Regions from separate parts of the Mus musculus genome. Here regions 1 and 3 are each linked to region 2. The links are chromatin loops, found by intact Hi-C in ENCODE. Cell type or tissue: left cerebral cortex. All regions are shown on one strand. Links, peaks and the distances in the headings refer to the core of each region. The heading gives the core; the rest is flanking DNA. Region 1 holds the start of Gm50050 (a long non-coding RNA gene). Region 2 overlaps Cyp4f37 (cytochrome P450, family 4, subfamily f, polypeptide 37). Region 3 overlaps Cyp4f16 (cytochrome P450, family 4, subfamily f, polypeptide 16).

The links. A loop is a pair of places that touch in the nucleus more often than their neighbours do. Peaks named below come from ENCODE experiments on the same cell type or tissue, not always from the same donor. Only the 100,000 strongest peaks of a DNase experiment are listed, where the experiment ranks them.
Region 1: a loop joins it to region 2, with 2.4 times the contacts of the local background. A loop is called at or near these places in 2 of 42 quality-filtered maps.
Region 3: it touches region 2 in a loop (7-fold over the local background); 18 of 42 quality-filtered maps call a loop at or near these places.

What each region holds. Positions count from the first base shown.
Region 1 is chr17:32,861,712-32,869,322 of GRCm38, reverse strand. It overlaps Gm50050 (a long non-coding RNA gene), which reads left to right and starts at 4,446. Exons shown (of 4, transcript XR_003952261.1): 1 at 4,446-4,505; 2 at 4,702-4,879; 3 at 5,983-6,200. It also overlaps the pseudogene Gm18273. In left cerebral cortex, for the core only: no CTCF peak of the experiment used is centred there; DNase peaks (open chromatin) are centred at 3,675 and 4,163.
Region 2 is chr17:32,631,424-32,639,034 of GRCm38, reverse strand. It overlaps Cyp4f37 (cytochrome P450, family 4, subfamily f, polypeptide 37), which reads right to left. Exons shown (of 13, transcript NM_001100187.1): 9 at 7,346-7,475; 10 at 4,723-4,856; 11 at 4,542-4,606; 12 at 4,295-4,377; 13 at 2,851-4,059. The coding sequence ends at 3,816. Among named protein-coding and RNA genes, the nearest start is that of Cyp4f37, 14 kb to the right of the region's middle. In left cerebral cortex, for the core only: a CTCF peak has its summit at 3,796 (motif pointing left); a DNase peak (open chromatin) is centred at 3,796; H3K4me3 peaks cover 569 bases.
Region 3 is chr17:32,546,371-32,553,981 of GRCm38, reverse strand. Cyp4f16 (cytochrome P450, family 4, subfamily f, polypeptide 16) reads right to left here. Exons shown (of 13, transcript NM_024442.2): 8 at 7,547-7,611; 9 at 7,223-7,352; 10 at 3,596-3,729; 11 at 3,415-3,479; 12 at 3,168-3,250; 13 at 2,184-2,926. The coding sequence ends at 2,749. Among named protein-coding and RNA genes, the nearest start is that of Gm41570, 13 kb to the left of the region's middle. In left cerebral cortex, for the core only: a CTCF peak has its summit at 2,667 (motif pointing left); DNase peaks (open chromatin) are centred at 2,719 and 3,944; H3K4me3 peaks cover 521 bases.

The sequences.
Region 1 (7,611 bases), core at 1,161-6,160, 230 kb before region 2:
CTACTTATACTTTCTGAATTTCATACATGTAGACAATATTTTTGAGCATATCACATGCACCACTCTCTTCTAACTTCTCCATCCCCTGCCTAAATATGGCTTTTTTTTTACAGTTGGCCTACTGAATAGTTTTTCTGCTCTTGTGTATATGGCTCAAAGCATGCTCTGATGCACAGTTGACCTATCAAGGGACATCACTCCTCAAATAACGGTGAGGCGCTTATGAGCCCATCCCCCACAGATGATGGAATCTTGACTTGCTAGATCTGGCCCAGACAAACACAATTCTTGTTATTTTATAAATGTAGTCTGATCATATCCAGAAGACACTGTTTCAGCCCAGGCTCTGGCTTCTACAATTATTGTGCCTCTTCCTGTTCAATGTTCCCTGGACCTGGAGGGATGGGGTGCGTGATGGAGGGATGGTGTAGATGTTCTGTTGATGACTAAGCACTCCATAGACGCCTTTTGTCTTCACGCTGACAGGCTGTCATTTCTACATTTGTCATTGTCCACTGCACACAGAAACATCTCTCATGAGGATAAATGTTACACTGTTCTATGAGCATACAGATAGGCATTGAGACTGTAAGCATTTAAGAGAATTATAGTAGATTTACTTCAGAGGCCTATGATATCTCCAGCTCTAGGTCAGACTGAGAGGACAAGACCTATGTTCCCTATATGCAGTGGGCCTTAAATCCAGTTAAAATACAATCCGTTACCCTTATAACCTGCATGACAGGATTGCACCCATGGACTTATGTTTCCGGCTGGTTGTTACTGTAGCTTTCAAGGTTCACAGGTAGAACAGTGTTGATGTCTTAACTCCCTCAGCAATAGCATAGTGGGCAACCAAGGGCAATACTGAGAGCCAGTGTTACATTTTTAGGAGAAGGGGGTGCCTCTGTGACACTCCTGACCAAGAACTCAACAGAAGGAACCTAACCTCTGCCATTGGGCTTTTTAATTGACAACTTGTGGCTCCTGACAGGAGTCCTGTAGGGGACTAGTTGTAGACATTTATTGCAGGCATTAGTTGCAGCTAATAGATTTGACCAAGGGTTTTAAAGTATGTTTTAGGAATTATAGAGGCGATATGCTGGTGAATTAGAACTCTGGCTAAGAACATATGCCATCCTTCTCTTGTCTTATTCTCTAGTTACTTTCTCAAATAAAAATTGTGTGATGGACCAGTGAGATGACTCAGTAAGTTGTCAACTTGGCCCAACTGGGAAATGGGAATCTCACTTGAGGAGTCGGCTCCAGCAAATTGGCCAGTGTGCCTGTCTTCAGAACATCTTCTTGATTGCTAGTTGATGAAGGAGGGCCTACTCCACTGTAGGTGTTGACATCCCAGGACATGTGGGCCTTGGCTTGTACAAACAGGATAGCCCAGCAAGCCAGTGGAAGCAAGCCAGTACTCATGGTTCATCCAGATTCTAGGATTCAGTTTTTGCCTGCACATTCCTGCCTTAGCTTCACTCAGAGATTGACTATAGCCTGTAGTCCATATAAACACTTTCCTGCCCAAGCTTCATTCAGTCATGGTGATATGTCATAGCAACAGAAAGCACAATGGGACAGTACTGAGAAGAACTGCTTGTCATGAGTCCTGTTTGCTGGTTGACTAAGGGTACACTAAAGAACCCAGCTATGCGCTTTCTCATATCTGCCTTCAGTGCAACACAGAACATGTATTCAGGTTCCTAACAAGTTGTAGGAAGATGTACTAACTAGAGACACGCCAGGTTACCTCAGGGGATAAAAGCATGTGCTATGCAACCCTGAGGATCTGAGATCTCCAGAACCATTGTTAAGCTAGACCAAGAGAACCGACTCCCACAAGGGGGCGCTGACTTCTACCAGAGCACAGTGGCATGCTCACATTCTCCATGCACAATATACACTAAATCAAGCCTTTACAAAGATGTGCGGGTAGTATCTGTCATCCCAAATGAGGTAGACCCATCTAGAGAATAGGTTCGGTTCTAAGCAGATAGCATCCATCTGACGACCATGAGATCATTGCTAGGATTCTTAGAGAGAAGAGGATGTGGTTGTTTTCAACTTGGGGTAGAGTTGTTCTCAACTGTCTGAGAAATCGACCTCACTCTTTATAGCTCTGGTGGGAAGGAACCTCTCCAGATCTCAGCTCTCAGATACCAGGATGACTGTTGTGTCCAGCATTTCTAAGCACGCACGTTCTAAGCAAGTGAGTCTCAATGATTAAATTCAGGTTTTAAAAAAGGCCTCAAGAAACCTTTTTTTCTTTCTTCCTTATTTTCTGTATTCTGAAATAGCCTCTCACTATGCATTCCTTGCTAGCTTCAAACTCAGATCAGTCTGCCTCCAGCACCTAGGTTGGGAAACTCACAATTGCATGTAACTCCAGCTCTAGGGTATCCAGCACTCTGGCCTCCACAAGCATGCCAGACACGTACCCACACGTAGACACACATATGTAAACTTAAAATATGACATCTTTCTAAAAAGTGCACCTCTATATAGTCCTTTCTAATCATGAACTCTTTATGTACCAAGGGTTGGCCTTGAACTTGAAATCCTCCTGCCTCTTCCTTTAGACTGCCAAGATTAAAGCCATGCACCCCCACTCCCAGCTACATTTGAAAATTTAAATACACTAAGAAGCTATGTCCAATTAATAGCCACTTGCTAGGGGCTAAATTAGTTTTTCTCCAATGGTAAGTGATCCTCATAGCCAGTCTCAGCCTGGGAAGGACTGATCACCAGAAAGAGCACAGACTCAGTGGGTGAGACTGTCTGATCAAAACCAAGTATTTAGTTTAATCAAAGTTGCTCCCATAACATTGCTATTGCATAGTTTTTTGAGTTGAACCAAGACATCTTCCTGTTTTCCAATACCAGGAGTTCTCTCAATGCATTTTTAAAGTCCTACCAGAGTGATAATGGAGACTTCACAAATTCTGTACCTTAGGCTACCCTAAAAGCAAATTATTTCAAGTCTATAAAAGAACTTGAGATAACTGGAAGATTTCTAAGATTTTTTTTTATTTATATACATTGAGTTTCCCTCCAGAAGGACTACCACAATGTCTTTGGAGGGCCCCAGGAGAACTAAAGGCTTTCCCCATAATGTGCACATTGTGGTGGCTTCTCTTCAATGTGAGATCTTCCATATCTTCTCCATGATAAAAAAAGAAGGTGGAAGACTTCATCATATTGCTAGCAGCTTTTCTCCAAAGGGCTTTTCTCCAGTGTGTCTGCTTCTAGTTCTAAAAGTTACATCAATTAAACAAACAAACAAAGCTTCTCTCTATTAAGCTTTGTTCAACATTTCCCACACTGCTAGCAGTCTGTTTCATGCCCATGTGGTTTGATTTCTCAGAGGTAACAAAGAGAATACATTCCAACATTACTTACAAGAATCCTTATGTGTTTCTATGAATTAGTTCATGTCTTTGCAAAGAAGATGACCTCAAACAGCCTCTCATTCATAGGGTCTTTCGCTGGTGTGGACTCTTTCATGTACTTGAGACTTCCAAAAATCGATCAAAGGCTTTTGCTTTTCCCACATTGCTTGCGTCCACAGGAATTTGCTGTAGTGTGAGTTATTTTATGTTGCTGAAGAGAGCTGTCCGAACTGAAAGCTTTCCCACATTGCAAACTCGCATAGGGCTTCTCTCCAGAGCGATTCCTTTCTTAGCTCTGTAGGGAGGAAGAAGCTAAATCCTTCCCACACTGCTCACAATTGTAGGGTTTGTCTCCAGTATGTATTCAATTGTGGAACTGAAAGGAATGGTGATTCTTTAAAGCTTTCCCACACTGCTTGTGTATGTAGAGTCTCTATACAGTGTGAAGTTTTTTTTTTTTTTTATGTCTTTTATGGCTACCAAAATGAGCAAAGGTTTTCCCACAGTGCTTATACACATAGGACTTCTCATCAGTGTGAATTCTTTCATGTGCTCTCAGGAAACCAGAACATGTGAAACCTTTCCCACATGGCTTACAAGTATAGGGATTCACACCACTGTGAGATATTTTATGTTTCTAAAATTGATTCCAAAATGAGAAGGCACTCCCACACTGCTTACCTACGTAACTTTTTTTTTCCAGTATGAATTTGTTCGTGTATATGAAGGTACTGAGAAGCAGTGAAGGCTTTCCCACATTGCTTACACACACTGGGTTTCTCTCCAGTGTGACTTCTTCTATGAATCTGAAAGTAAGCAGAATAAAGAAAATCTCTCCCATACTGCTCACCCACATAGGGTTTCTCACCAGTATGAATTTTTGTGTGTTTTCGAGGTAAGCAGAACGAGAAAAAAATTTTCCCACAGTGATTACAAAAAAAAAAAAGTCTTCTCACAATCTGGAGTCATCTTATGTCTTAAAAGATTATCTAAGCGAACAAAGCCTTTACCACACAGTTCACATACATAGGGCTTCTTAACGCTGTGACTCTTCTCATGCCTTTGTAAAGGACTGGGATGCGTGAGGCCTTTCCCAAACAGCTTTTGAACGTAAGATTTTTTTTGCAGGGTGATGTTCTTTATTTCCTTGACCAGATTGGAGTAAAAGGTCCTCACAGTCCTTATTTTTAGAAGGTTTCTTTCCACTGTGAGCACTTTTATGCATCTGAAGGGACAGAGGATATGTGAAGCTGCTCCCAAACTCCTTATGTTTATACAACTTATAGTCACTGAATTTCTCCGCCAGGTGGCTGCTGCAAAACAAAAGAAGCGAGCATGCCTGAGACAGTGGTTACTAACCACTGAACACGGGAATGAATGCTGGTCTCATGCTGGGAAACAGTTTGTAACGTGTTCAGACTGCATGCTTTCCAAGTCTCCTGAGGACAGCGCGACTAGAAACAGTGCGATTCATGTATGGTGAGGTAAGTCTCTTTGAGAACACTAAACATTCACATAGCATTTCAACACAGATTTCAATCCACAATCTTATGCATACTTGGATATGTAATGATATCAACGCAAATTATGGTCTTTTTTGTCTTCTTGTTACTGTGTTTGTTTCTGGTTTTATTTGTTTGTCTGTTTGAAACAGCATTTTACTGCATACCCCTGACTGTCCTGAAAATTACTCTGTAGATCAGGCTGGCCTCTCTTACACAGAGATCCACCTGCTTCTGCCTGCTGAGTGCTGAGATTAAAGGTGTGCGCCTCTACCACTACCACTACCACTACCACTGAGTCAATCTTCTGCTTGAATACATGCATATCCAAGAAGTAAATTGACAGTCCCAATTAGGACAGTTAGGAATTTCTATTTTCTTATCATGATCAACCTGTCCCCATGACTTGTGGATAAATCAATATAACATTGAGTTTTGTAAGTGTGTTCATTTACTGTGTTTGTGGGTGCACACGTATACTACGGTACATGGGAGATGTGCAGGACAGCTTTCAGAAGTACTGTTTCCTTCCATGTCAATGAAGCAGGCTTTCTGTGAGAAGTGCTGGGATTACAGATATGTCCTGTTTTATGTGGATTTGGGGAACTGAACTCAGACCATTGTGATTACATGGCCAGCACTATGGCTGGCTGGGCAATCTTTTTACTTCCTTTGTTATCATTCTGAAAGGATGAGGTATGTCCTGAAGAGTTTTCTGTTAAATAGACACAACGTGGAGTCATCTGGGAAAAAAAAAAAAAAAACACAGTCTGAGCTGAGAAAATGTTTCCATCAGATCATCTTTAGGCAAATCTGTGGGGGACATTTTTGTTATTAACCATCAATGTGAGAGGGACCAGCCACCTAGTGGGTAGTGTCACCCCTGGGCATCAGGTGGTCCTGATTATATAAGAAAGCTGGCTGAGCAAGCCCTGAAGAGCAAGTCAGTAAGCAATTTCCTCCACGGGTCTCAGTCCCAGTTCTCTGGGCCCTTGCCTGCCTTCAATTCTTGCTTTGGCTTCCCTAAATGATGGGCTGTGACCAGAACTGATAAACCAAACAAACCCTCCCCTCTGCCTACATAGGAGAAGGCTGAGCCTCAGTCACAGTGGAAAACTGCATATTGGAGATACCAGTAGAGGGGGACGAGCATCCAGGACAGCAGCCTGAGCACAGGAGACTATCTATGTATGCTTCCAGGAGCAGAGCTGGGGAAGTGGAGCTGTCTAAGTCAGTCCTTGGGAGCCCAGGAGATGGTGCGTCAATTCCAATGTGGGACACTAAGCGAGGCAGACTGCACGAGGTTGGTCCTGCTTTGCTTTGATTGTGACTATGCCATGTTTTTCTTTTAGAGTAAGAAAGAATGTAATTTTTTTTTTTTTTTTTACTATTGTAGGGACCCACAAGTCAGAGGCTTTCAACTTTTTATAGGCACATTTGGTTTTGAAGGAGAACTATAAGTTCTTTTAAACTGCTGAAATTTCTTAAGACAGTTACTTAAGTTTTAAATTGTGGTATAGATATTAACAAGACATCTTGGAGGCAGACAAATAGGAAAGGTTGTGGTTAATTAATAATATGTTTATGTATCAAGTTGACAGAGTGTCAATTGTGCTGATTATTATTTCATCAGTGTGGCAAAACCGAGAGTCTTATGGGGGAACTTCAACTGAGAAAATGCTCCCGCTGGACTGGCTTATAGGAAGCTTTTGGAATTTTCTTAATGAAAGATTGATGTGGCAGCGTCCAGCCTATTGAGCTGTTCTGTGGATCCTGTTCATGTGGTTATGTAAGAAAGCAAACGGAGCCAGCCAGTAGAAGCAAGACAGTAAACGGCATTCCTCCGTGGCGTCTGCTTTCAGCTCAGGTCGACAGGTTCCTGTTTGAGTTTAGGCACTGATTTCCCTTGGTCACGGACTGCTAACAACAAGGTGAAATTACAAAACCAAACGAAGACATTCTGTATGGCATAAAGTTTCTATATGTGAACTATAACGCATCGCATGTAACATGATCATGTTCTAGTTATTCTCAAAATCCTAATAATTGGCATCTCCTAGGATTGAGGTGTGAGACACTAATTTGGGGGGAATTTTTCTTGAGATGAAATTGGTTTGATGCTTGATATCAAATGTATCTTTTACTTCTTTGAAAAAAAGGCCTCATTTGTAACAGCTCTCTGGAATATGGCCATCTCTTGGGAAAGAAATTACCTGAGTTTTCTCCAGAGATTTTCATACTCATTTATAGCCTTCTGTTTGTTGGACTTCTTTCCTAAAATGTAGAATCAGAAAAATAGTTAAGAATTATTTATTTAGAGTCACACCAAGGTATTTGATATTATTTGTGACTACTGTGAAGGGTGTTGTTTCCCTAATTTTTTTCTCGGCCTGTTTTTCCTTTGTGTAGAGAAAGGTCACTGATTGGTTTGAGTTAATTTTATATCCAGCTACTTTGCTGAAATTGTTTATCAGGTGTAGGAGAGATCTCTGGTGGAATTTTGGGCATCACTTAAGTATACTAGCATATCATCTGCAAAGAGTGATGGTGTGACTTCTTTCTTTCCAATCTGTATCCGTTTGATCTCCTTTTATTGTCTAATTATTCTGGCTAGGACTTCAAGCACTATATTGAATAGGTAGAGAAAGAGAGGGAAGCCTTGTCTAGTCCCTGATTTTAGTGGGATTGCTTCAAGTTTCTCTCCATTTACTTTG
Region 2 (7,611 bases), core at 802-5,801:
GATTTTATAAACTAGTGTAACTTAGATTTGAGGTTGTTTTGTTTTATTTTATAGATTCGCCTTTCTCACCTTGTCAGTTCCCAATAATGGCTGGCCATGATAGCTACTTATTGATTGCCTGTTGTTCCTTTTTTAAGCATGCAAATTTGCTGTCATGTTTAACAAATTGTGAGATTGGGGCTGGGGAGATGTCTAGGTCAGTGAAGGGCTTGCAGCACAATTGTGAGAAACTAAGTTCAATTCCCAGCATCAATGTTAAAAAAACAAAAACAAAAAAAAAAAAACCCTGGGTGGAATGGCATACACCTGCAACCCTGAGAAGGCAGAGACGGGGTCAGAAGATTCTTGAGGCTTGCTGGCCAGCTAGTTTAGTGGAATCACTGAATTTCAAGTTTGGTTTGAGACCAACTCTGAGTCCAGAAGCTCGGGATGGAAGTATGGCGACAGGGCTGATTTCAAATAAGGCTTCTAAGGTTACTATGGCTGGGCTGAAACACTATGACCAAAGCAACTTCAGGAGGAAAGGGTTTATTTGGCTTACAATTCCACATCACTGTCCATCATGGAAGGAGGTCAGGACAAGAACTCAAACAGGCAGAAGCTGATGCAGAAGCCATGAAAGATTCTACTTACTGTCTTACCCCTCATGGCTTGCTCAGCCTGCTTTCACCAGCCCGAGGATGGCACCAACCACCATGGGCTGGGACCTCCACCATCAATCACTAGTTAAGAAATTACCATAGAGATGGATCTTATGAAGGCCCTGCTGGGACAGACTCCCAGACTAGGTGCGTAAGAGGAACTTCCCTAATTATTTCCCTAATTGTTGATTGGCTAAATGAAGATGGCAGAAGCTAATAGTTGGATGAAAGAGAAGACAAGATTTCCGGGCAGGACAGGAAGAGATGACAGGAGAAGACTGGGAGCTGGACCAGGCGGCAGGCCTGCAAGGAGTTGCAAACAGGTAGGTTTCTCAGGGCACCGATAGCTCATGGCCTCTGCAGTTGTGCCTGAGGAGGGCAAGGACGATGGGACAGGATATTCTTTTATCAGCCTTTGAGTTACCTGGTCAGTTTTAAACTACAAAAGTCTTTAGTGTTTTCCTTTCACAGGGCTAAAGGGAGCTGGGTGAGACCGGAGTGGCCATTGTGGCACCAGGCAAGTAGCAAGCAGAGACCAGGAGAGCTAGCATGGGAGCTGAGTAAGACCAGGGTGGTAGTTGGCAGTCCGCAGAGCCAACCGCAGGGTTGGCTGATCGTTGGAGCATGAGTGGTGGCTGTGGTCGAACGCAGGAGGGACTGCGTTGAGCAGCTTGGCAAGGCCAGCTGGAAAAGTGGGCTGCGGTGTGAGAGAGCAATGGCCAGCACCATGGCGGCTAGCCGGACCAAGCATGGGTTTCCTAAGTAGAGCTAGCTGCGGTGTGATCTCAGAGTTAAGTCGTGAGGGGCAAGGGGAAACGTGCTTTATAAAATTACCTGGGAGGAGCAGAGATAAGCCGAGCTATGGGAAGAGGCTCAGAGCAATGGACTACTGGGAAAGGGTACCCTCCAACCTGCTAGGCTGACTGCACCCACACTCCTGTAAGTAACCCCATAAAGCACATTGGTTTGCAAAGTTGGACTTTGGTGGTGTCATTATTTTGATTTGTCATCGTTTCCCTGTCTGGTTTCTTCATATCCTCCCAGGAATTATGTCACAGAGTGTTTACCACTGACCAAAGTGACAATCACACCAAAGTCCAACTCAGTAAATCAGCAATTTTTTATTGGGGTTACTTGCCAGGGTATTGGTGAGGGCTTACAGAAACAGGGGTAGCTCAAAAAAGTCCACCCATCACAAAAGGGCAACAATGCAGGAAAACTTTAACCCTGAGCTCACTCAGTCTCCTCCCGAATAGTTGTTTGTTTCTTCTATAAAACTCGAGAAGGGGCTTCAAGAGTCTGGTGAGCCAAGCAGCAGTGTCCCAAGCCTTTACTAATAGCACTCAGAAGGCAGAGGCAAGTGGGTCTCTGTGAGTTGGAGGTCTACAAGGCAAGTTCCAGGATAAGCAGAGCAACCCTGTCTAGAAACAAACAAACAAGCAAAAACAAATCTGGCTCGGTACATAAGATGCTATTTGCCTACTGGGCCTCATAAACCTTCCCTCTTCCTCCTGGACTGAACGTGTCAAATAGGAGAAAACTGCCTTAGAACATCAGGCAGAACGGGAGGGGAAAGACAGTGATCCTTGCAGGGGCAGAATGTTAGAGACCACTCCAACCTCCATCTACCTAGCCTCGCTGCCACCTCTGTCCTGTCATCAAGGGCATCAGGTGTCAGGTCTTAGAACTTTCAGAAAAGAGGTATGTGTTCCTCCTGGAATCCCGCAGCAGTTCATTATACTAAACCTGGGAAAACTAGTATTTTCAAAGCCTGCTGTTCCCAAACTGTCCTGCAAAGGGAGCATTCTCCATGGTCAGGAGACCAACAGATGACTGTAGCCAGTCAGAAACAGGCCTAGCTGTGTTTTTAAGAATTACACAGGCATCTGTTGTGATCTGTGGAATGCAAAGACCTACACTTCCCCACCCCCTGCAGCCATCCGTTGTCACGATCCTAGGCAGAAGCAAAGGGAAAGGGAGAATATCTGCACAGGGTCCCCAAGACTTATTTGCTTCAGAGGGACAAAGGACAGGAAATAGGAAACAAAGACAAGGGGTAAAGGACAGGGGAGAAGGGGTGGGAAACACAAGAGATGGGAGAAGGTTGTTTGTCCCAGAATGGGACAAAGGACTTCTGGATAGAGAGGAGACCAATGTAGCCCATAGGCAAATGGCAGTTTATAAAGGTAAATTAAGAAACCAGGTATTAGGATGGAGTGTTTAATTAGACATGCTAATTAGAGGAAACAAAGAGGGCTTTTGATTGCTGTACTTCAATAGTGTGATAGCTGCACTTTGGTAGTCAGCCTCAAGAGGAGGAAGTGACCAAGTAAGGGAATAGATCTTGGTGGCTCGCTTTAGGAATGTAGTCTAACAGTTTAGCAAGGCGGAGGGAGTGGGGGAAGGCAAGGCCTGCCAGGACTTTCTATGTATTCCAAGATAGTCTCCAACTCACGATCCCCCTGTCACAGGGACTGGATCTCAGGGTTGAGTCACAGCGTCCACCTGACACTGTTTTTAATGGGTTCGTGAGAGGGTGAAGGGATCAAAGCCCAGAGGTGCTACTAGAAAGGAAAATTAGAAGATTCCTGTGAACTAAGTGGGAGTCTCAGTGAACACGACCCAGGACATAAGTTAATGAAGGATTCTGGGACTTTGTTTACTTTAAGATGCCTTAGGACCTTGGGAATCACAAGCCCAGAATGTCATTTAACATCCTTCTCAAAGGTGCCAAGACAGACCTTTCTGAGAAACCATTTTAGTCAAACTTTATAAACAACCCCACCCCCACCCCCCAGGGGTACTGTGGCAGCCCACTGCTGTAAGTGCAGCTCTAAGAAGCCAAAACACTGGAAGAGCGCTTCAAATATAACGAAGAGGAAGAGAAGGCAGAAGAAAGTGGAAAGAGTGCGATTAGGCTTTGTTTCAGTGACTAAAGAGTGCCAAGCATGCCAGAAACTCGACTCCCTCTCCTAATCTGCTCCAAAATCTACAGTGACTTTAACAGGATGAAGTCCAAGCTTCGACTGGAAAAGAACTCTCAGCGTGAAAGCCTTGCTGGGCTAAATCAGCAAACAGGTACTTTGCCTCAAAGACACCAACCCATTCTCTTCAGAGACCACGGCTGATTCTGTGGCCCTCTAGCGCCCCCTGCTGGCGTTCTGTGGAGCCAAGCTAATTCTGAGAACCGGAGAGAACAATTGGAGGGTGGGGTAAAGAAGCCTCAAGGTCAGGTTTGGAGTCCTTCAGCACTGTGCTCAGCGGCTCCACCCGCAGCCACAACCCGCCCTCCGCCCGCAGGATTATCTCTGGCTTCCGGCGCGGCTCCTTGTCATCCGGCAGGATGCGGAAGCGCAGCAGAGTCAACGCCAGTGCCACCATCATCTCATTCATAGCGAAAGTCTGTCCTATGCAGTTCCTGCGGAGTGACAGGATGGGGACTCTGACTGAGCTCTGCCTAGAAAGGAGCTCCTGGACCCAACCTGACCCAGTCCTGGTCAGCCCTTCAACTTCCAACCCTGGGTTCTGCAGACTTTTGCACATTCTCTGAGCAGAGGGTGGTAAGGAGAACTAGAACCCAACCATCCCAGCTCCACCCTATTCCCACTGTCAGCCCCAGAATCCACCCATCACCACAAGCCATCTGGTCTCACCTGGGCCCGGCAGAAAAGGGAATAAAAGCCAGAGGAGGCCTCTTGTGTGCGTTTTCTGGGTCAAAGCGGAAGGGGTCATAGACCTGAGGGGAGGGGCAAGATGAGGCTTTCTAGGTTGCTTCTTTGCGCACACCCAGCCAGCCCCCCAAAAGTAGACATAGAGACAGGGGTGACAGCTTCTTGTTTCCAGGTTGGGGCTACATCCCCTTCCCATGTCCCTCCCAGCAATGCCTGGAGGAGCCCCCACCTCAGGGTCTGGCCAGACTGATGGATTGTGATGAATACCAAAGATGCTGATGACACAGATGTTCCCTGTTGGGTAGGAGGATCCAGTCAGTACTAGCCAGGTCCAAGCTGCCCCTAGAGACCATCACCCTACTCAGATGCTTCCCATCTGCTCCTCCCTTCGCCCTTGACTTTCAGGACACCTTTAGGGATGACCCGGCCATCAGGTAGCACAATGTCCCGGGTGCAGCGGCGGAGGAGATCTATGACTGGGGGATGCAGCCGCAGACTCTCCTTGATGCACATGGTCAGGAAGGGTAGCTGGGCCAGGTCGTCCCTAAGGAACACAGCGCACAATTATTCAGGAGCAAAACAAAGTCTAAGCTCAGCCTCATCAGCCTCTGGTTGGATTAACCACTCGCCTCTCATGCTTAGTCATGGAACAAATTATATTCTAGATGAATCAAGGATGCTTGCCAGTTCCTTTGTGTGTTTGTGTCTAACTACTAAGAACAACCTTGAACTCCTGTATTTGTCATTCCACTTCCCAAGTTTTGATGCCATAGGGGTCAACTAAGATCTAGGTCCTTAGATCAAAGATTAACACTACTCTCCCCTGAAATCTCAAAAACATGGGAAGGGGGAAGCAAATGTCCCCCACTAACTGCACCCCACTTAACAACTTTATTCTAGTTAGAAGAATGAATATCTAGTGAAGTTAAAGCTGGCACTGAAAAGTGGTTTTAAAAATAAAAGATGGAGATGTCCCTCAACAGAGGAATGGATACAGAAAATGTGGTTGGTACATTTACACAATGGAGTATTACTCAGCTATTAACAACAATGAATTTATGAAATTCTTGGGCAAATGGATATATCTGGAGGATATCATCCTTAGTGAGATAACCCAATCACAAAAGAAGTCACTATATATGCACTCACTGATAAGTGGATATTAGCCCAGAAACTTAGAATACCCACGATACAATTTGCAAAACACAAGAAAATCAAGAAGGAAGACCAACATGTGGATACTTCATTCCTCCTTAGAACAGGGAACAAAATACCCATGAAAGGAGTTACAGAGACAAAGTTTAGAGCTAAGATGAAAGGATAGACTATACAGAAACTATCCCACCTGGGGATCTATCCCATGATCAGCCAACAAATTCAGACACTATTGCACATGCCAGCAAGATTTTGATGAAGGGACCCTGTTATAGCTGTCTCGTATGAGGCTATGCCAGTGCCTGGCAAATACAGAAGTGGATGCTCATAGTCATCTATAAGATGGAACACAGGGCCCCCAATGGAGGAGCTAGAGAAAGTACCAAAGGAGCTGAAGGGGTCTGCAACCCTATAGGTGGAACAACAATATGAACTAACCAATACCCCCAGAGCTCGTGTCTCTAGCTGCATGTGTAGCAGAAGATGGCCTACGCGGCCATCATTGGGAAGAGAGGCCCCTAGGTCTGTCAAACTTTATATGCCCCAATACGGGGGAATGCCAGGGCCAAGAAGTGGGAGTGGGTGGGTAGGGGAGCAAGGCAGGGGGAGGGTATAGGGAACTTTCAGGATAGCATTTGAAATATAAATAAAGAAAATATCTAGTAAAATAAAATTAAAAAAATAAAAGATGGAGCCAATCTCACTAAAACTTATTATAAAACTATAATGATAAAAATGGAAACATTTTCTTAAAAACTACTTTATTCATGAGGCCTGTGGAACACAGGCATAAGAAGACAGTACACACCGCAGAGAAGTAGAGATGTGATTTTGAGGAAGATGTTAAGAAAACTAGCAATTAGCAACAAAAATAATTAAATGGAGCCCGGAAAAGAAATCCAGGACTGGAGAGGTAGAGGCTAAAGAGTAAGCTGGAGCTCTTGCTCCTGAAGATGTAAGCAATAAAGCTTTTTCCGCAGAAGGAAAAAAAAAAAGAGTAAGCTGGAGGCTGTCATGTCGAAGAAGGCAGCTGTCTCAATAGATACATAAATAAAACAAATGCTTGCACATCGTGATGGCACACACCTTTAAACCCAGAACATGGGAGGCAGAGGAAGGCAAATCTCTAAGACTTTGAGACCAGCCTGGTCTACACAGTGAGCTCCAGGTGAGCCAGGGCAACACAATATGACTCTATCTAAAAACAGAACAAAACAAAAATTCTTGGCCTCTCCAAATATAGGGTAGATTCTCAAATACATCGAAAACACTAAAACAGTGAGGAAATTAAAAGACTATATCATTCCAAAGATTTGTCATTTCTGCAAGATGAGTCTAAAAAATCCTCCCCACCCCCCCGCTTGGTATTTTGTTTTATTTATTTATTTAATATATATGAGTATGCTGTTGCTGAAATACCAGAAGAGGGCATCAGATCCCATGACAGACCATGGTGAGCCACGATGTGGTTATTGAGGATTGACCTCAGGACCTGGAAGAACAGCTTTGGTATTTTGAAATGTATAAAATATTACTAAAAACTTGACAAGATACACCCTGGGATTACAAAAGGATTGAAAAAGAGGTGTCTATAAACTACAAGAGAAGAGGGGAACAAAAGCCAGAAGGAAATTCACAAGATGGGAGGAGGAGAATCAAGAAAAATCAAGTTGGGTTTGAAAACTCTATAACAAAACCTAATTTGCTATGTGAGACATAATTATCTAAAGGAAGATGTCCAAACTGGGCATGTAATCCCTAAAAGCACGGGGGTTAAGACTCTGTAATCCAACCTGAGCTACATAGACACACCCTGTAATAAATACAGCAAAGAACATGATGACCAGAAGCTCCAAGAGCAGAGACTATCATGCTCACCATTCAATCTCCTGGGGCTCTCGGCCCCTCAGCAGCTCCTGAACCTCCTGCCGGCAGCGCTCCTGGTATTCGGGGTGCCTCGCCAGGTTGTACAGGATCCAGGAGAGTGCACTGGCTGTCGTGTCATGGCCTGAAGGGTAGAGAGACAAGCAGGGTTGTGTCCCTGGCCTGTTTCAGCAAAATGGGGCACTTGTATCCAGACAGAAAGGCTCCAAAAAGGGATGGATGGAAAGAAAGAATGGAGGGAGTCTAGGTCTCCCCAAAAT
Region 3 (7,611 bases), core at 1,605-6,604, 86 kb after region 2:
TGCTTTCTGTGAAACCTTTTTGTTTCTCACCAATAATTTTGAATCTCACTAGATAGCACCTAATAAAGGTTTAAGTTCTCCTGTGGTGACTTTAAGGTGTGGTCTTAGCCAATTAACATCTCCTGGAAGCTTTCAAAAATAAAATTTTGAAGCAAATCAATTTTTTGTTCTTAGATTTTCTGTGCCACGATATTATGATATAACTAAAGCCATAAGTATTAAAAGGATATTGCCACGGAATAGTTTCTGGAGGAACAGCTACTCCCCAGAACTTAAAAGCTCCTTTTGTGAGAGCAAGGATTTAAAGTAAACTTCCCTGAGAGGCATTAGCTAATAACATACTTTTCACTTAGGAAACAATATACACTGAAAGATTCAAACTCTTAGCTTCTGATATTGAGGCAGAGACACTAAGAATTTTTCTTATATAATGTAAAGCTATGTTAGCCATACCTACAGGCAAAATTTTCCAGTAATCACCAGTTCACTAGAAGCAAAACTTTTTACAATTATCAGAGTGCAAAGGAAAAAACAAACTCTTAAATCTATAATGACTTTACATGAAGTAAGCAAGTCAAATCGCAATGTCCTGATAAATTCTACAGCCTGATTGACCCTTTTTATAAACTTAGAATTTAAACTTTATTAGAAAAACATATGGGTAGATCTGCAATAGTGTTCTTTCAGCTAAAGGAAAATTCCCCTGGAGGCAAGGAGAGGCAAGTTTCCAGAGCTTCCTTAGGCACCATTTGCAAGACAAAAGAAAGTCACACAAATGACACAGAAGCTGCTCTGAGCTTAGTTCCTCTTGCTGTGAGGACAGATTTCAGAACTTTTAAGTTTCTATGCAATATTAGACTATAACTACAACCTTGGGAAAGCAAAACCCAATTTCAAAACAATTTATCACCTTAGAATCAACATTAAAACTTCACTACCACATTGTGAGATTTTGCTGCCAATTTATACCTATAAATGCATGACAGTGCAAGCTTTAATGCTTCATTAAAGAGACATTGCTTTAAATCTTAATCCTACTTTCTAGGATAAGAATCACATTAAATATTATCTCAACTAGAAGGATTCTTAGAGGCCTAATTTTTTTTGGCCTGCTTTATGCCACGTGTTTGAAACACTCCTGAGTTGCCAATTTAAAACTAACTATCTAGTAACCAGTGTTACACCTTTTTGATCATACCCAATAACTTATAAGCTAATACTCTACAATGAAGACACCCAGAGCATATAACATCTCTAAGACCAGTAAAAGGCAAATGAAGCAGCTACATTTAGACCAATCAGAGAATTTTAATTTTTCTAGCTATAATTATAAAATAAAAAGCACTTTGTCATTAGCTAAATGCAATAACCACAATTGCAGAGAATTTTCTTAGGAAAAAAAAATATCCATCAGCTTTTTCGCCCCAAAACCAAGAGGCTGCAGACTCCCTTTCTCAAAAAAATAGTTTTTCCAGCAGGAGCCCTCCTATTGTGCCTGATCCTGGCTAAAGTGTATGGCCACTCTCTTGCTAAACGAGCAGATAAAGTTTTAGCCATCTTTATTTTCCAACATGAAACACAGAACATTCAGTCATTCACACAACAAAACGAAACACACATGAATCAACACGTAAACAGACCGGTGCACCAGACATTAGACAACACAAAGAGGGCAGAGAACTGCTGTAGAGCTAGAGAGAATAAAGCAGGGCATCCCCCAAATTCTCTCTGTCTCTGGGAGAGTTCAAAATCCACTTTCCTCCCGCCTGATGTAGTTTCCAACTGCGGCCATCCACCTGTTCCATTGATTTACACCCTTTTATTTCTCTCGCCTACAAAGCAGCTTCTGAAAGCTGCGGCTGACTGCCTGCTGCTTTCCTAGATCCTGATATCACTGCTGAACCTAAGCGAATCCAGCAAGCATGTCAGCACGCTGTTCCAGCTTGGACAGTACAGCACCCTTAGCAACGGGCCCCAGTACAAATATCCTATCTGCAGAGCTCAATGCCAGCAGTGTTTCCTCCAATGTCTTCTGCAATTCCCAGGTCCTGCGTTGGTACACTAAATTGTTGCAAGCCAGCCAGCGGCTCACATGTCCAGGTTCGAGCCTGGGAGGCAACCGGGAGCTGAAAGAAAAGAGGGAACCTAGGCAAGTTGAGAAATAATGGAACCAAGACATGCTAGTCTGTTCAAGGTTCAAATGTTTAATGGAGAATGCGCTTATAAAAAGGAGGGGAAGCCCATTCCCACCAATTCAATTTGGAGCCTGGAGCCAGCTGCAGGCATAGTCTCCTGAATAGCTCTGGGGCCTCTCAGCACCGTAGCAGTATCTTGAAGAGGAACAGGGAAAATGGCTGAACACTAGAGTAATCTAGGGAGGAAGGCTACACCCTAGGTAATCTCCTTAGTGTCAGCAAAGTCAAGGTCTGGCTCAGCCTGCTTCAGACTTGTGGGAGGTTACATGCCAGTAAACCTTGTAACTCTCCTGCTCAAACATCTATGGTGCCTCCCTATCGCTAAAAGAATAAAGGCCGTTCTTGAGCTGGGGTGCATGCAACTCTTCATCAGTCTGCAGGCCCTGTGGGCTACCCAGAAAGGCCCTTGGACTCAGAAAGCAGCCCCAGACTTTTCTCAGCCAGGCTTCCAGACAGTCTCTGTTATCCTGCAGCGCCCTCTGATGGCTCTGGGTGAAACTCCGCTTATTCTGGGATTGGCAAAGGAAAGTGACTGAGACAGTAGTAGACCTGGTCACTGAGCGCCCTTGCTCAGAGGCTCCACCCGCAGCCACAACCCGCCCTCCGCCCGCAGGATTATCTCTGGCTTCCGGCGCGGCTCCTTGTCATCAGGCAGGATGCGGAAGCGCAGCAGAGTCAGCGCCAGTGCCACCTTCATCTCGCTCATGGCGAAAGTCTGTCCTATGCAGTTCCTGCAGAGGGGCAGGATGGGGACTCTGTGCAGTGCCTAGACAGGAGCTCCTGGACCCAACCTGATCCAGTCCTGGCCGCACCTGGTCAGCCCTTCAACTTCCAACCCTGGGTTCTGCAGACTTTTGTGCATACTCTGAGCAGAGGGTGGTAAGGAGAACTAGAACCCAACCATCCCAGCTCCACCCTATTCCCACTGTCAGCCCCAGAATCTACCCATCACCACAAGCCATCTGGTCTCACCTGGGCCCGGCAGAAAAGGGAATAAAAGCCAGAGGGGACCTCTTCTGTGGGTTTTCTGGGTCAAAGCGGAAGGGGTCATAGACCTGAGGGGAGGGGCAAGATGAGGCTTCTAGTTTGCTTCTTTGCCCATACCCAGCCAGCCCCCCAAAAAGTAGACATGAAGACAGGGGTGACAGCTTCTTGTTTCCAGGTTGGGGCTACATCCCCTTCCCATGTCCCTCCCAGCAATGCCTGGAGGAGCCCCCACCTCAGGGTCTGGCCAGACTGATGGATTGTGATGAATACCAAAGATGCTGATGACACAGATGTTCCCTGTTGGGTAGGAGGATCCAGTCAGTACTAGCCAGGTCCAAGCTGCCCCTAGGGACCGTCACCCTACTCAGATGCTTCCCATCTGCTCCTCCCTTCGCCCTTGACTTTCAGGACACCTTTAGGGATGACCCGGCCATCAGGTAGCACAATGTCCCGGGTGCAGCGGCGGAGGAGGTCTATGACTGGGGAATGTAGCCGCAGACTCTCCTTGATGCACATGGTCAGGAAGGGTAGCTGGGCCAGGTCGTCCCTAAGGAACACAGCGCACAATTATTCAGGAGCAAAACAAAGTCTAAGCTCAGCCTCATCAGCCTCTGGTTGGATTAACCACTCGCCTCTCATGCTTAGTCATGGAACAAATTATATTCTAGATGAATCAAGGATGCTTGCCAGTTCTTTTGTGTGTTTGTGTCTACTACTAAGAATAACCTTGAATTCCTGTATTTATCATTCTACTTCCCAAGTTTTGAAGCCACAGGGGTCAACTAAGATCTAGGGCCTTGGATCTAAGATTAACACTACTCTCCCCCGAAATCTCAAAAACATGGGAAGGGGGAAGCTTAACCTGAAATATTTCTACTTAAAGCCTACAGCTCCAAAAATATCCTAAACTTGATAATTTTTCTGTGCACAAGCTTAAAAATGTTTATGCAATGAGCTGGATGTAGTGGTACTCAGGAAAATGGAGGGTGGAAATTCCACATTAAATAGCCAAGCTAGGCTACAGGAGACATTTCATCAAAACTCAATCATGTAACGAAGGTTTTCTTTTAAAGTAAGAAATAAAAATCCTTAAAGACCTATACAGTTATTTAAATGAATATATGTACTCAGTAGCAGAGTGGCAGGCAATGAGGAATGGCCCATCATTACAGGGGTGTCAGTTCTATCCTGTTCTGTCCTGTAATGTGTTGTTTGTTTGTTTGTTTGTTTGTTTGTTTGTTTGTTTGTTTTGACACAAGGTTTCTCAGTGGAGTCATAGATGTCATAGAATTTACTCTATTGATGAGGCTAGCCTTGAACTCTGAAATCTGCCTGCTTCTGCCTCCAGAGTGCTGTAATTAAAGGCGTGCACCTACACCACCTGGCTAGTCCTTTCTATAGTAACAATTTTCAATACTATCAAATAAACTTTTAGCTGAGTTTTCTTATCGATTTAAAATGCATTTTTTATATTTCCATACATGCATGTAATGTATACTAATTATACTCAACCTATATTACTTATCTCTCATTCCTCTCCTACACCAGCTGAAACCCCTTTGTCCTCCTATACCATCTCCCTTCCCTTCTACTGTGATGTCTTAACTTTTCTGTTTCTGACGTGATGAAGTTAAATAATGTTGCCTGAATAAGCATGAGTGGTATGTGTGTGTGTGTGTGTGTGTGTGTGTGTGTGTGTGTGTGTGTGTGATGAGTGGCATGTGTGAGTGTGTGTGTGTGTGGCCATGAAAGGCAGCCTGTGTTTTGGTTGAGCGAAGCTTACTTCAGAGATCCAATGGAAAACTCTACAAGGTACAGAACAGAGAGTCACATTCCCAGACATAGACGCCTGACACCCTGGAGCCCCCAACTCCATAATATTGTGGCTATCAGTCACACAATGTCCCAAGCTCCTGGCATTCTGGCTAGACTCCACCCTCACAGTTACCTGACAATAGCCAGGTATGTTCCTCCCAACAGTTTCCTTGCAACAGCAAGATAGCCCAGCCCACTATAAAGGGGCTGCTTGGCCCCTCCTCTCTCTCTCTTAAACACTTACCTCTCATTCTCATCTCTCGCTCTCCTAATCCTCCTCCCTTGCTCTCTCTCTCCACATGGCCATGGCCAGCCTCTCTTTTTCTACCTTCTCTCTTTCTCTCTGCCTTTCTACCATAAAGCTCTAGAACCATGGACAATCTCTGCTCATCAAGACCCACAGTGCTTGAATGATGGAATAGGCCTTCCCCTAAGGAGCTGCATCTAATGTCCCACCAGAAGGCCTTTCAGCATTTCCAGCCTCCAGGCTGGGCCAGACCAAAGACTCTCACGCATGTGGGAACCACCCAGCACCTCTTCCCCCGACCCCCTACTCCCTTCAGCTCTGGTGCTGGCTGAACTGCCCCCGGGGCCCTCACTTTGTTCTCAGCTGGTACTGAGAACTTGTTGTCACTGGCCTCTGTGAGGTCCAGAGACCCCCCGGACTACTAGCCCCGAGGACTAGGGTTCCATGGCTTCCCACAGCCAGACACACACCTGGGTGGCAGAGCTCATGGCAGTCCCTCACGTCTGCTCACCCAGAACACCTGAGCTCTGGCAGGATGCAGGCTCTCTCCTACCCCCTTTATTTCCCTGTGCCCAATGCCCAACGTGTGTGTGTGTGTGTGTGTCTGTGTGTCTGTGTGTCTGTGTCTGTGTGTCCATGTGTGTACAATCTGTGCTTGACAATGCTTTTCCAGGTCTGATTTTCACAGGGCCTTGCATAATAAGCAAATGTCCCCATTCAACAACTTTATTCTATTTAGAAGAATGAATATCCAACAAAGTTGAAGCTAAAGTCCAGGCAGTGGAAAGTGATTTTCAAAATAAAAGATGGAACCAATTTACCACTCACTAAAACCTATTACAAAACTATAGTAATAAAAATGAAAACATTTTCTTAAATACTAAATGTCTCATGAAGCCTGCAGAAAACAGACATGAGAAGACATTTAGAGAAGACAATCCACACAATGCTAGGAAACAGACAGGAAGATGGTAACAATACTAGCAATTAGCAACAAAAATAATTAAATGCAGCCAGCAAAAGAATCCCAGGACTGGAGAAGTGGATGCAGGAGGATTGAGGTCAAAGTCATCTCAGCTAAAGAGTAAAAGCTGGAGGGTGTCATGGCCCAAACAAGCAGCTGTCTCAAAAACTAGACACAGAAAACAAATGTTTGCACATCTTCAAACCCAGCACTTGGGAAGCAGAGGCAGGCAAATCTCTATGAGTTTGAGACCAACCTGATCTGCACATTGTGTCCAGGTCAGTCAGGGTTACCTAATTTAACCCGATCTAAAAACAAAACAAAACAAAAAATTCTTGGCCACTCCAAATATAAGGTAGATTTTCTCAATATATCAGAAACACTGAAACTATAAGTTAATGAAATTATCTATTCATTTCTTCATTGTGAGACTGTCAAAATATTTTCTTTCCCCTTGGTACTTTGTTTTAAGATAGATATATTTACTTATTTACTTACTTATTTATTTTTTTGTTTGTTTGTTTGTTTAATGTATATGAAGATGCTGTTGCTGACACACCAGAAGAAGGCAGATCTCACTACAGAGGGTTGTGAGCCACCATGTGGTTTCTCAGAATTGATATCAGGACCTCTGGAAGAGCAGCCCTGGTATCTTGAAATGTACAAAATGTTGCTAAAAAGTAGAAAAGACTATAAGGTGGGATTACAAAGGATTAAAAAAGATGTGTCTATAAACTATAAAAAAGAAAATCAAGCAAAAGCCAGAAGGAAATTCACAAGATGGAAGGAGGAGAATCAAGAATCAAATTCGGTTTGAAAACTCCATAACAAAACCTAACTAGCTATGTGAGACATAATTATCTAAAGGAAGATTTCCAAACTGGGTATATAATCCCTAAAAGCATGGGGTTAAGACTCTGTAATCCAGCCTGAGCTACACAGACACACCCTGTAAGAAATGCAGCAACGAATGTGGTGACCAGAAGCTCCAAGAGCAGAGACTATCATGCTCACCATTCAATCTCCTCAGGCTCTCGGTCCCTCAGCAGCTCCTGAACCTCCTGCCGGCAGCGCTCCTGGTATTCGGGGTGCCTCGCCAGGTTGTACAGGATCCAGGAGAGTGCACTGGCTGTGGTGTCATGGCCTGAAGGGTAGAGAGACAAGCAGGGTTGTGTCCCTGGCCTGTTTCAGCAAAATGGGGCACTTGTATCCAGACAGAATGACTACAAAAAGGAATGAATGGAAAGAAAGAAGGGAGGGAGTCTAGGTCTCTCCAAAATACTTACTTGAGACTGGCACACCTCTACCTCCTCTGTAGCCCTACACAGGGACTCTCACCTCCAAACATAAAGGTGTCAGCCTCTGCCCGGATGTCCTCATCTGACAGCTCCTTTCCATGTTCA